2 separate regions of the Mus musculus genome follow, and region 1 is linked to region 2. The links are chromatin loops, found by intact Hi-C in ENCODE. Cell type or tissue: heart. All regions are shown on one strand. Each heading gives the region's core, and the rest is flanking DNA. Links, peaks and the distances in the headings are about the cores only.

Region 1 (5,369 bases), core at 239-5,238, 53 kb after region 2:
ATGCCTCTGCCTCCATAAGAAATACATACTTGCTTTCTGCCATGATTATTGGCTCAGAGCTCCTAAGGCCCTCGCAATATCCTAAAGATGTCAGGGACATTTGTACTCCACTGTTTGTTTGTTTGTTTGTTTGTTTGTTTGTTTTGGCCCTGTTTCTGGTACAGAGCTCTCAAAACCCTTGGAATTTCCTGGATAACAGGATTCATTTTTTTTTTTTTAATTGTGTGTGTGTGTGTGTGCACATGCGCATGTACAAAGATCAGAAAATAACTTGTTCCAGTTCGTTCTCTCCTTCTACCATGTGAGACCCAAGGGTCCAACTCAGGTCATCAGACTTGGTGGCAGCTTGAGGAACCATCACTCTAGCCTGCATCTTTTGTTTTAATGAAGTGATTTTTGATAGACTCAAGTTGGTTATGAGAGAGAGAGAGAGAGAGAGAGAGAGAGATTGTGTTATCACTTTATGCCCATGTCTCGAAGTCACCAGTTGCCATAAACATTCTTGGGGAGGTTTGGCCTGGACATACATCTAGACACTGGAAGGCAGCACACTCCAGGGCTTATTTTAAAAAAGAAAAAAAGAAAAGAAAAAGAAAAAGAAATTAGGAAACACACAGGTTGGGATAACTTGACAAAAAGACCCTTATACAATGACAAGACTGTTTCTTGATTGTAATAGTGACTGTCTGTCACTCAGCAAATGTTTTGAGCATATTTTCAACATGTGGAGCTCTGGAAAGGGAAACACAAACACAGGGAAGTTTATTTAACCTTATAGGTTTTACCCAGAGCAGGAGAGAAACTGTGAAGCTTAAGGTTTGTAACTCCAGTAAACGGGCAACAGGGGATAATTTGAATACCTAGAAACAAGTGTTAGGCTTTATCCTTTAAAATGCACACACACATACACATAAAATCCTAATTAGCACACTGTTTCAGAACTTGGGTTTTTTAAAAAGATTTATTTATTATTATACATAAGTACACTGTAGCTATCTTTAGACGCACCCAGAAGAAAGCGTCAGATCTCATTATGGGTGGCTGTGAGCCACCATGTGGTTCCTGAGATTTGAACTCAGGACCTTCGGAAAAGCAGTCAGTGCTCTCACCCACTGAGCCATCTTGCCAGCCCCATAAGTTGTTTTTTTAAATGTATATTTATATTGTAAAATTATATTTTATTTATTTTCTTGAAACAGAATCTCATGTATTCTAGGCTGGCCTTAAACTCCATAGGTAGCTGAGGACACCCTTGAACTTCTGACTATCTTGCTTTCCTCCCCAGTGCTGGGATTTTAAGCGTGCAGTACCACATCTACTTTATGTAGTGCTGGGGCTTTGAGCATACTAGAGAAGCATTCAACCAGCTACAGCCTCAGACCAACTTGTTCTCTTTCCCTGAGGCAAACATCTTCAGTGCTATTCACACATCAGTGCTATTCTTTCTGTTGGGTGTATGTGTGTGTGTGTGTGTATGTAGGGGGGAAAGACATAGGGGCTGGAGTGAAGGTGTGGCTCAGTGGTAGAGTCATCCATGACGTCTTAGGTTCTATTTCCAACACTGAAACCACAGGGCCAAAGACGAAGAACAGGGATAACATGGGGGTTGAGCAGTGAGGCTGACTCGAAGCTAATCATACATCTATATGTGTGTGTGTGTGTGTGTGTGTGTGTGTGTGTGTGTGTATATATATATATATATATATGTCTTCTGTCTTTCTGTTGTCTTCTGTTCTTTCTGTATTTGGAAAGTTATAATTTGAAAGTTTTTCTTACAATGTAGCAGCTAGCCTTTTACTTTGAGGAGTGTGACTTTGCTACTTTGTCAAATTGAGCTGTCACCCTGACCCAGCTCAGAGTTACAGTAGGGTGTCTCAGTTGCCGGCTTGCCCAGATCAGACCGGTCTGTGAGCAGTTTTGTGGGGGCATTTTCCTGATTGTAGATTGATGTAGGAGGACCCAGCCCACTGTGGACGGAACCATGCCTAGACAGGGAATCTCAGCTTGCATAAGAAAGCTAAGCTGAGCAGACACCAAGAGAAAGCCAAGAAGCAGCCACCTTCTGTAGTTTTTAATCTTTGGTCTTCCCTTAAGTTCCTGCCTTGACCTTGTCAAAGATAGACTATGACCTGGAAATATAAGATGAAATAAGATATGTTGCTTTTGGTCATAGTGTTTATCACTGTTACAGAAGACAAAAACTAAACTAGCACAGTGCCTAAATCTTTGCCTTTTTAATTACCAGTGTAAGAAAATGAAGCTACCTCATCTTCATTAATTGAATCAACACTCATGGACTGCATGAATACTGACTGAGTGCTTCCTGCCTACTCAGTGCTCCTGTAAGAGCTGGGAACTCAGTAAACAGCTCAGCTGAGCCCTTCCCTATGAAGTTCCTGTTGCTTTCATGTTGGTCTAGAGAGCCCTCAGCAAGAGTTGCTGTTATCACCGAACAAAAAGGAGAGCTTTGGCCAAGCATGGTGGCAGCCTTTAATCCCAGCATCAGAGACAGAGGCAGGTGGAGCTCTGTAAGTTCAAGGCCAGCCTCTACCTAGTGAAGTCCAGGACAGCCACGACTTTATAACAGAAAGACCCTGTCTCAAAAGCAGGTGGGATTATTGAGGAGTAAAGTTAATTTTTAAGTTTTACATTTCTGATTTCCACTTGGGTTGTTTTGAAACACTTGTGACTTCAGATTGTACTGGCTGGGTTTGTGTGTCAACATGACACAAGCCAGTGTCATCAGAGAAAGGAGTCTTAGTTGAGGAAATGTCTCCATGAGATCCAGCTTTAAGACATTTTCTTAATTAGTGATCAGTGGAGGAGGACCCAGCCCATTGTAGGGGGTGCCATCCCGGGACTGGTGGTCCTGGATTCTATAAGAAAGCAGGCTGCACAAGCCATGAGGAGCAAGCCAGTGAGCAGCACTCCATGGCCTCTGCATCAGCTCCTGCCTCCAGGTTCCAGGCCTGCTTGAGTTCCTGTCCTGACCTCCTTTGCTGCTGAATTGTGATATAGAAACAGAAACCAAATAAGCCCTTTCCTCCCTAACTCGGTTTTGATCACGGTGTTTCATCACAGCAATAGAAACCCTGACTGAGACATAGATCTTAACCAAAAAAATTAAAACTTATGTTTTAACTCTGTGTCTGTGTGCGTGTGTCTGTGTAAATGATTTCAGGTGCCTATGGAGGTCAGAGATGTTGGATCTCCTGGCAGCTAGAGTTTCAGGAAGTTGTGAACAGTCTCATTGTAGGTGCTGGGAACCAAACTCAGGTCCTCTACAAGAATAGTCTTGAAGAATACTGCTAATGCCCCCCCCACCCCCACCCCCGCACATGCATGTGTACATATACACTCACACATATCCCAGGCCACAACACACATGTGCGTGTATAAAAGAAGTAGCTTAGAGAAACATTACTAGTGGAGAATGTTAGCCTAGGAACTTATAATTTATTCAGTAAGGAATTTCGAAATGATGGACAGATTTTAATGAGGGAATGAAAAATCCAAGTCCTGAGTGTGGGGCTGGATGCGGTAGTTCCGTTCAGTTGAGTTGATCGATTGCTCCAGGAGATGTGGCACTTTTGTCCTCGTGGCTCTTGGCTGAAGAGGACAGTTGTGTGATGCCTTGACCTTGGGGCACTGCTTTTGAACCTACTGTGAAGAGGACTTTCCATGTTAGCCTCTCAGGTGAACTTATGCAAGACATTGGGACTTTTCTGAGACCCAGGAGCCATGGTAGCTCTGTAATGAGCTAATTTGTAAGGAACTTTAAATCTATACCCTGAAGTTTTTCCTAATTTGTTTTCAGTTCAATTCCCTCCCAGCTAAGTGGATGCTGTTGCCAGCTCTCACAAGGCTGACTGAATTGGAGCAAACCGTGGGGTGACGTGTATTTTCATGGTAATGCGACCAAGAGAAAAATCTTTGCCTCCCTTCTCATCCAGCCAAGTAGTTTTGAAGAATGATAATGACGGAGGCTTACATTAATGTTGACGTGGGTCACATATGTCCCTTATTTGTCTCCAAAATCAAGTTCCATTTCTTAGCATTTTCCACAGAAACTCACCATTGTATTACGTCATTCTAGTAGTCCTTTCATTTCTTCTCCCTTCCCCCACCCCTGCCATCTGCTGTTTAAAAGGTCCTATTCTCTAGGTGCAGTTCTAAGAAGGTTTTTATTAAGTTGCGGTAAGCACGTGGCTCTTAATTATTAGTTCCCCCCATGGGTCAGCCTTTAAAAGAACAAAAGGTTACTAAGTCTCCTGGCTCAGGGTGAGCCGCTTGGCTCTAGTTCCTGCAGAATTAGCTGTACTACTGAGGGCAAGGCAGGATGAAAACCTGTGAGATCTGGGGTAAGGGATGGGTGGCATGGAGCATCTGCAGAGGTGTTTTGTGTACCTGCGATGGCTTTGAGTAAAGGGTCCTTGTGTTTAAAGGGCTCTGATTTCCCTGTTGAAGAGAGTTGTTCTCTTGTTTGGACAGTAAGTTTTACAAAGCCTCAGAGGGTGTTCCAAGCCCCTTTTTTTCTGGAGGCTCCTTTGTGCATTGCTTCTGTGTGTGTGTATGTGGGGGGGGGGGTCCCCCCCCCCCCCTTGGGGTAGCGCTGACTGCTCCTTTTTCTACCAGTCCCCCCTCCCCCCTCCATTTCTGTGGCGTTGAAACAAATCAGGCCAGCGATAACCAGGTTTCTTTGTAACAGTTTGACTGTTTTAATTCACGTTTGTGCTTCTAGGTCAGGGGTTATTCCTTGCTGAACCTTCGATTAGACAAGCTGCTCTGATTTCAACCATCTAATGAAAACCCCGATTTTGGTGTCTGTTTTCCCACCCTGGGAAAGCTCAGAGACCCCAGGGTACTCAGCCTCAAGACTTGTTTTGTCTAGTGTTAAGTGAACATGAAATGAAAGCTCCTCTTCTCGGAGTGGAGATCAAATGACTGAGATTTACAGATGAACCCAGGGCACTAAAACTCCGGAGGCTGGGGATGCACTTGCTGAAGCTGGTTCTGTGCCACGTTCCTCCATCAGGGTTATTTAATGTGCATCCCCTTCTTTCTCCGCCCCTGCACCTTCCCCCAGAGTTAGGCAGCATCTTTCTGGATGCAGTAATGTTCTTGCGTGGTGATTCCTTTTCCGTATGTTATCTCCTGAATGTTATCTCTCTCTGTTGGTCCCTTGGGGGATAAACAAGAAGGTTGATATTTGTTGTTATAGTTGTTATTTTTTTTTAATTTTATTTTGAACTTTTATTTTATAGTTATGGAGGACAGATCTCTTCTTGCTTGGGAAGTGTACATTGTGTGCATGTAATTTGATCTTGGAATCATTAAAACGTTGTTTTCTAGCATTTTTCCCTCTGTTG
Region 2 (5,369 bases), core at 318-5,317:
ACTTCATGTTTATATGAAGTGCTGAGGATCAAAGCTAGGCAAGCAGGCTACCCACTGAACCACACCTCGAGCTCCGCCCACCAAGCCATTACGGGATGCATAGCAAATAGTCTAAGAACTTGGAAGGTCAGAGTGAACCTAGAATACAAGAAATGCCATGCAGATATAGTACGGCGAAAAAAGACAATAAAGCATGTATTTTCACAGTTTACTTGTGTCACCTCAATACTCGCAGAGAGGAGAGTGTGGATAGAATTAAAACCTACGTTTCCCGGAAACATGGATTAGCTGAACCCACTGTCGTCAAACTTTTAATCTTCGACCCTTACCATTTAATTTGGGCCATCAGTAGCGCACTAAGCAATCCAGATAAGATTCTGCAGCTACACAATATGCATGAGGCGGGACTTGCATGAAGTTAAATTTGATTGCGATAGAAACTCAGGCCACTGCCTCTTTGTGATTTAACAGTGAAGTGATGCGTTGGTGTCTGACTTCAAGAGTCTTAATACTATAACAGCGACTCGAAACGCGAGTGGGAGTCAGGTGATGTCATCCTGAGTTCACAGGATTGAGTAATTTGCTGGAAAATCCAACTGACACCTACAGGACAGATTCCCAGGGACCCACTTTCTCCTGAATGTCGTTGTTTGAGGCGGCTCTCCTCAGCCCATCCTGCAGGCTGGCACGCGCGGGGCGGGGGGGGGGGGGACAGGGAAATAGGGTGGGGGGTGTCACTTATCTGCATTGTTAAATAAGCACCTCCTTATCTTACCTCCGTAGGTGAGGTCGAGGTCTGGGCTTCCTGACACTCTTAAGAAGCCGATGAAAAGTCCATGTTTCTCTAAGGCTCCACCTGGGTTCAAGGACCGGATCGCGGTCGGCTCGCTGATTTGTAGATCTAGGCATCCACCCACCGTGAAGAAGTGAAACCCGCCTGAAAAGTGTTCTAGGAGAGTCGGCCTCCCCTTTGTCTCCAGCTGCGGGTAGGCACGGAGGCGGAGGCTCGTGAACCTGCGTTCGGAGTTAGTTCCTCACTCCCGCCACCTGCAAGGGTCTGTAAGGCGGAGGGAAAGTTGCGGTGGCCGCAGGGAGGCGGCTCCGCCCCCAGTGCGCTGCTCCGGGCGGCGGCGAGCGCGGGACTGGGCGGGCCGGGAGGGCGCGGGGCGTGGTCTGTAGCCTCCAGTCCAGAGCGGAGCGCGCTCGGCTGCGCCGCAAGCCTTCGGCCGCACGGAAGAGCGAGCGGGAGAGCGATCGAGGGGCGCCATCGAGGCAGCGAGGCGAGGGGGGCGCGGAGTAGGTCGGGTCGAACTCCGGCCCTCGCCTCCCGGCCGGGCAGACAACGGTGAGCGCAGCCGCGGGGGGCTCCGCGCCCTAAAGCGCCCTGCGAGAGCGGGAGGGCGGGGAAGAGGCGGGCACGAGCCCTGCGGAGTCCCCAGAGCCCAGCGGGGAGCCCGGGGGGCCCACGGGAGTCTCTGGATGCCCGGCTCCCAGCTGGGCCGTGGGAAACTTCACCCGGGAGGGGACAGCGGGGCGCGCGGGGCGCTGTAAACTTAGCGGCGGGCGGGGCACCCTGGGGATCGCGGCGAGCGCCAGCGATTGGCGTTGGTGTCCCGGGCTTCTTTGTGTCACCTCCGGGCCCGGCCCGCGGGTGCACCCAGCTCGGCCCCGGGACTCCCCACTGTCCCCCTATCCCGGTCCAGGCGGGCGCGCTCGGCTGATTGTTTGCATTCCTCGCGTCACGCCTGGGCGGGAAAGATTTCGAACCGGGTGTTAGAACACTGAAGCCGCGGCGCAGAGATTGCAAAACCACGGGCGGCGGGAGGCTAGCCCCGGGGACCGGAGAACCTGCAGCCGGGGCGCACACTGTGGACAGGACGCGGGACCCTTGCGTTGGAAGAGAAGAGGCGGGCGCGGCGGCCCTGAGTCTCGGCGGGCGGAGAGGGGGCGCTGGGACCGCGGGGATTATAATTCCATTTTGATCGCTTGCGGTCTTTGTTGTCTGTACAATTGCCTTTAGGGTCTGACGGTAGCACCTGGTCCTCCTTACGGTCTCTCTCTTGAGGTCTGAAAAGATGCCCAGTGTGGGAGGGGGCCCGTGGATTGCATCCAGGGCTGCTGGCCACAGGAGCCGCTGCCTGAGATGGAGGTGGAGAAGTCCAGTGTAACACTTGCCTTTGTGGACGCGCCTTATTTCCGAAAGTTGTTTTCCCCTCCCCTAGTGGAAGGGAGCGTCGGGACGGAGTGGCAGCAGGCGCGGTTGTGCACAGGCACCATGTAGTAGCTCGAGGCAAACCGGGGAGGCTCTCAGTAACCGTGGGACTTAACAAATGTTTGAAAAGTTTTATTTGAAGCAACTCCACCTGCTTCCCTAAAAGTTTCCATCCCCCAAAGCTCTTGCTGGAGGTAATTCTGTGGCTGAGCTCGAATGTTCGGGTGGGGGCACAGTTAAGCAGACCTGGCCTCCTCGCAGCTCCCGTTCCAGTAAACGCCATCATGGGAGAAGGAGCATTCGGTTTTTATGGCCTAGGATTTTTGACGTGTTTACACGCTTCAACGCATGACTGGGGCTCCAGTTTTCTTTCTGGAAAATTCTCAAGACTTCCAAAGGCTTTCCCTGCGGTGGCTACTGTGTGGCCTCTGTCCTGCCTGTCAGCTGCCTCCTCCTCTGCAACACCCCCCCCCCCACACACACACACTCGGGGTGGTGGGAACAGGTGTAATACACATAAAGTTTTATTAGTGAAGACGCTGGCGAAGATAAAAATGAGTAAACCTTGGAAGGGTTTTGGTCTTTGCCTACCTAGTTGAGTTAAAAAGCTTCTTCCATTTGGTTTTGTTTGGATACAGGGTCTCTGGTAATCAAGGATAGCCTTGAATTTGTTACATAATTGAACCTGGCTTTGAGCTCCTTATTCCAGCCCAGGTGCTGGAATTACAACTTTCAGCCACCAGTTCATGATTTAACAGCTTCTATTTGAATGTTTAAAAATCCCAAATTAAACCACTTTGGATCAACTTATCTGATACAGTAAGAGTCTCTCTCTTTAAAAAAAAAGAGTAAGTTTACCCACTTAGAAATGTTATTAGCGTTTCAATGGACTCGGGCTAATGGTGTTGCTGGATACTGCCTGTGTTTACAGGGCTGAGTCACAGGGGGTTGAGTCTTGTGTGCCCTCAGTAGCACCAGTGAAAGTTTACTGGAGGATTCAAAGCAGAATAGGTCCCATTCTAGCAACTGCCAGGGACGAAAAGCTACTTATCATTTATTGGCTGTGACTCATCATGTGTCTAAGTAGCGATTTCCAGTAATTTCACAAACATTCATATCTGCCAATAGGCTCTTGCAATGTGCCAACCACTGGGCTGGACACTGGGAGACCCAAATAATACAAGTGGTCATTCGTGAGGTGCTTATTGTGAATGTACGTATAGCCTGTGGTTATCTTGCTCATCCGTAAGTATTTATTGAGTATGCAGGTTGCATTGTGCTAGAGGTGAGGGCATTGGGGAGACTATAGAGTGCTAGGTGTGGGGACTCTAGAGTGGACAAGGCAGCTGGGGTCACTTCCTTTATATACTGGAGAAAGTAGGTGGAAAATAAAATACATTATCAAACTAACAGCTCGCTTTGTACTTTATTTGCTTATCTACTAAGGATTAAACTCGTGACTTCATTTACGTTCTCCCAGTGAGATATACCCCAGCCCCTTTCTATTTCATTTTGAGACCAGGATTTGTCAAGTGGCCGCAGGCTGGCTTTGAACTTGTTTGGGATCTCCCAGTGTGCTCCACTGTGTCCAGTTTAATCATGGTGTTTGAAGCGTAAAGTACATAACCTCATACTCCTGTTCTGAACCCTCTAACTGCCCTTCTGGGTCCCTCTGGTGGGCACAGACCTGCGGGGGGCTCCTGGAGCCACACCCCTTCCGGTTTCTGGTCCTTCATCCTTTTACCCATCCCATGTCACATCTGCTCTCTCCTCGCCTTGCCCAAGTGTCTTAGGTACAGCAGCTTTCTTGCTGCTAAGGGTCTTTGCTCTGCCTGAGATGTGGTCCCTTCACTGCTATCCTCATTGTAGCCTCCATCCATAGCTCAATGCGATTGTCTCAGTGACTCCCAGGTTTAAAAAATCACACCCTAGCAACTCCCATTCTTCCTTCATAAGTTTTGTCTCCATTGCACCTATGGCTGCCTAATGTATAATGCATCCCTCACTAATTTATAATTTGTTGTCTCGTACTAACACATTGCCCTCACCCCCCCCCCCCCCAACTCTCTCTGAGCCATCTTACCCACTTCTGTATCTTCTTTCTTTTTTGGAGACAGAGTCAGGTAGCCCAGGCTGACCTTGAGTTTGCTATGGAATTGTGGACAATCTTGAACCCATCTTCTTACTTTTACCTCCCAAGTGCTAACGACAGGCATGAGCCATGGAAACCTGCCTCACTACTGTGTGCTTAGGATCTAGAAGAGTGCCTGGTGTGCAGTAGGTTCCCCTTACTGTCATGTACTGTCATGTAGAAGGAAGTGAATGATGGGAGCTGAGTCGGACTAGCCAATGGGTCCTGGAAGGTGATAGTGGTACTTGAAAGGGGGAGGAAGGTAACCCACGGGTGGGATGAGAGATTGCGGAGTGGAGACCGGCTTGGAAGGGGATCATGCAGAGGCCCAGCATGTGCCGAGCCCTTGAGGCAGCAAAGAGCCTGGCTGCTGTGGATTTATGTGTCACTGTCATTAGGCACTCTACTACGAAGGGAGTATAGAAAGAAATGATGGATGTTGTGGTGTGAACAACTGTAACCCCAGCCAAGGTAAGAGGCTTGGCTGAGCAAGACTAAGACTCTATCCCAAAAAGTGAAAAGGAAACAAACGGGAGGAGAGGCACGAAAATTAAAATCAGGTGCAGCTCATGCAGGGTGCCATCTTGGAAGTCACGTGGACTCCCTGTCTGTGCTCTTTATTTGTCCCATTTTATGGTTCGAAAACTCTGGAATTGGGGGAAGATTGCGTATGTCAGAGCCTGGGGTAGGAGGCCTCTGACCTGAAGCTTCTGGGTTTCACTACTGCACCAAAGTCAAAGGATTGATCCCAGTGCTGATGGATCTGCCTGTGCAGTAGGAAGAAGGCCCGCTGCAGTGCTCAGTCCACAGTGACAGAAGTCAGCTTCCCGGACTGTGGGGTGTGGTGGGGGAGGGGAAGCGTCTGAGTCTGTCCAGGAGTAGGACAGGCCAACTGGGAAAACAGCAGAGCCGTTTTCTCTGCTGTAACTGTTATGAGAAATGTCAGGGAAGTGATACATTAGTTAAGAAGTAGTGCTGAGAGAAAATAGAGCTTATTCTTCAAGGCTTCACGGTGGGATGTTTAAA

Evidence for each region. Peaks named below come from ENCODE experiments on the same cell type or tissue, not always from the same donor. Only the 100,000 strongest peaks of a DNase experiment are listed, where the experiment ranks them.
Region 1: a loop joins it to region 2, with 1.9 times the contacts of the local background. A loop is called at or near these places in 7 of 42 quality-filtered maps.

What each region holds. Positions count from the first base shown.
Region 1 is chr12:75,869,837-75,875,205 of GRCm38, forward strand. The region is part of intron 2 of Syne2 (spectrin repeat containing, nuclear envelope 2); the gene reads left to right. Among named protein-coding and RNA genes, the nearest start is that of Mir5101, 37 kb to the right of the region's middle. In heart, for the core only: no CTCF peak of the experiment used is centred there; no DNase peak of the experiment used is centred there; H3K27ac peaks cover 334 bases.
Region 2 is chr12:75,817,134-75,822,502 of GRCm38, forward strand. It overlaps Gm40447, which reads right to left and starts at 2,495. Exons shown (of 7, transcript XM_011244246.1): 1 at 2,364-2,495; 2 at 776-2,218. The coding sequence starts at 2,495. The coding sequence ends at 950. It overlaps Syne2 (spectrin repeat containing, nuclear envelope 2), which reads left to right and starts at 1,185. Exons shown (of 116, transcript NM_001005510.2): 1 at 1,185-1,345. In heart, for the core only: CTCF peaks have their summits at 1,103, 1,308 and 2,239; DNase peaks (open chromatin) are centred at 1,138, 1,428, 1,558, 2,168 and 1 weaker place; H3K4me3 peaks cover 2,584 bases; H3K27ac peaks cover 2,612 bases.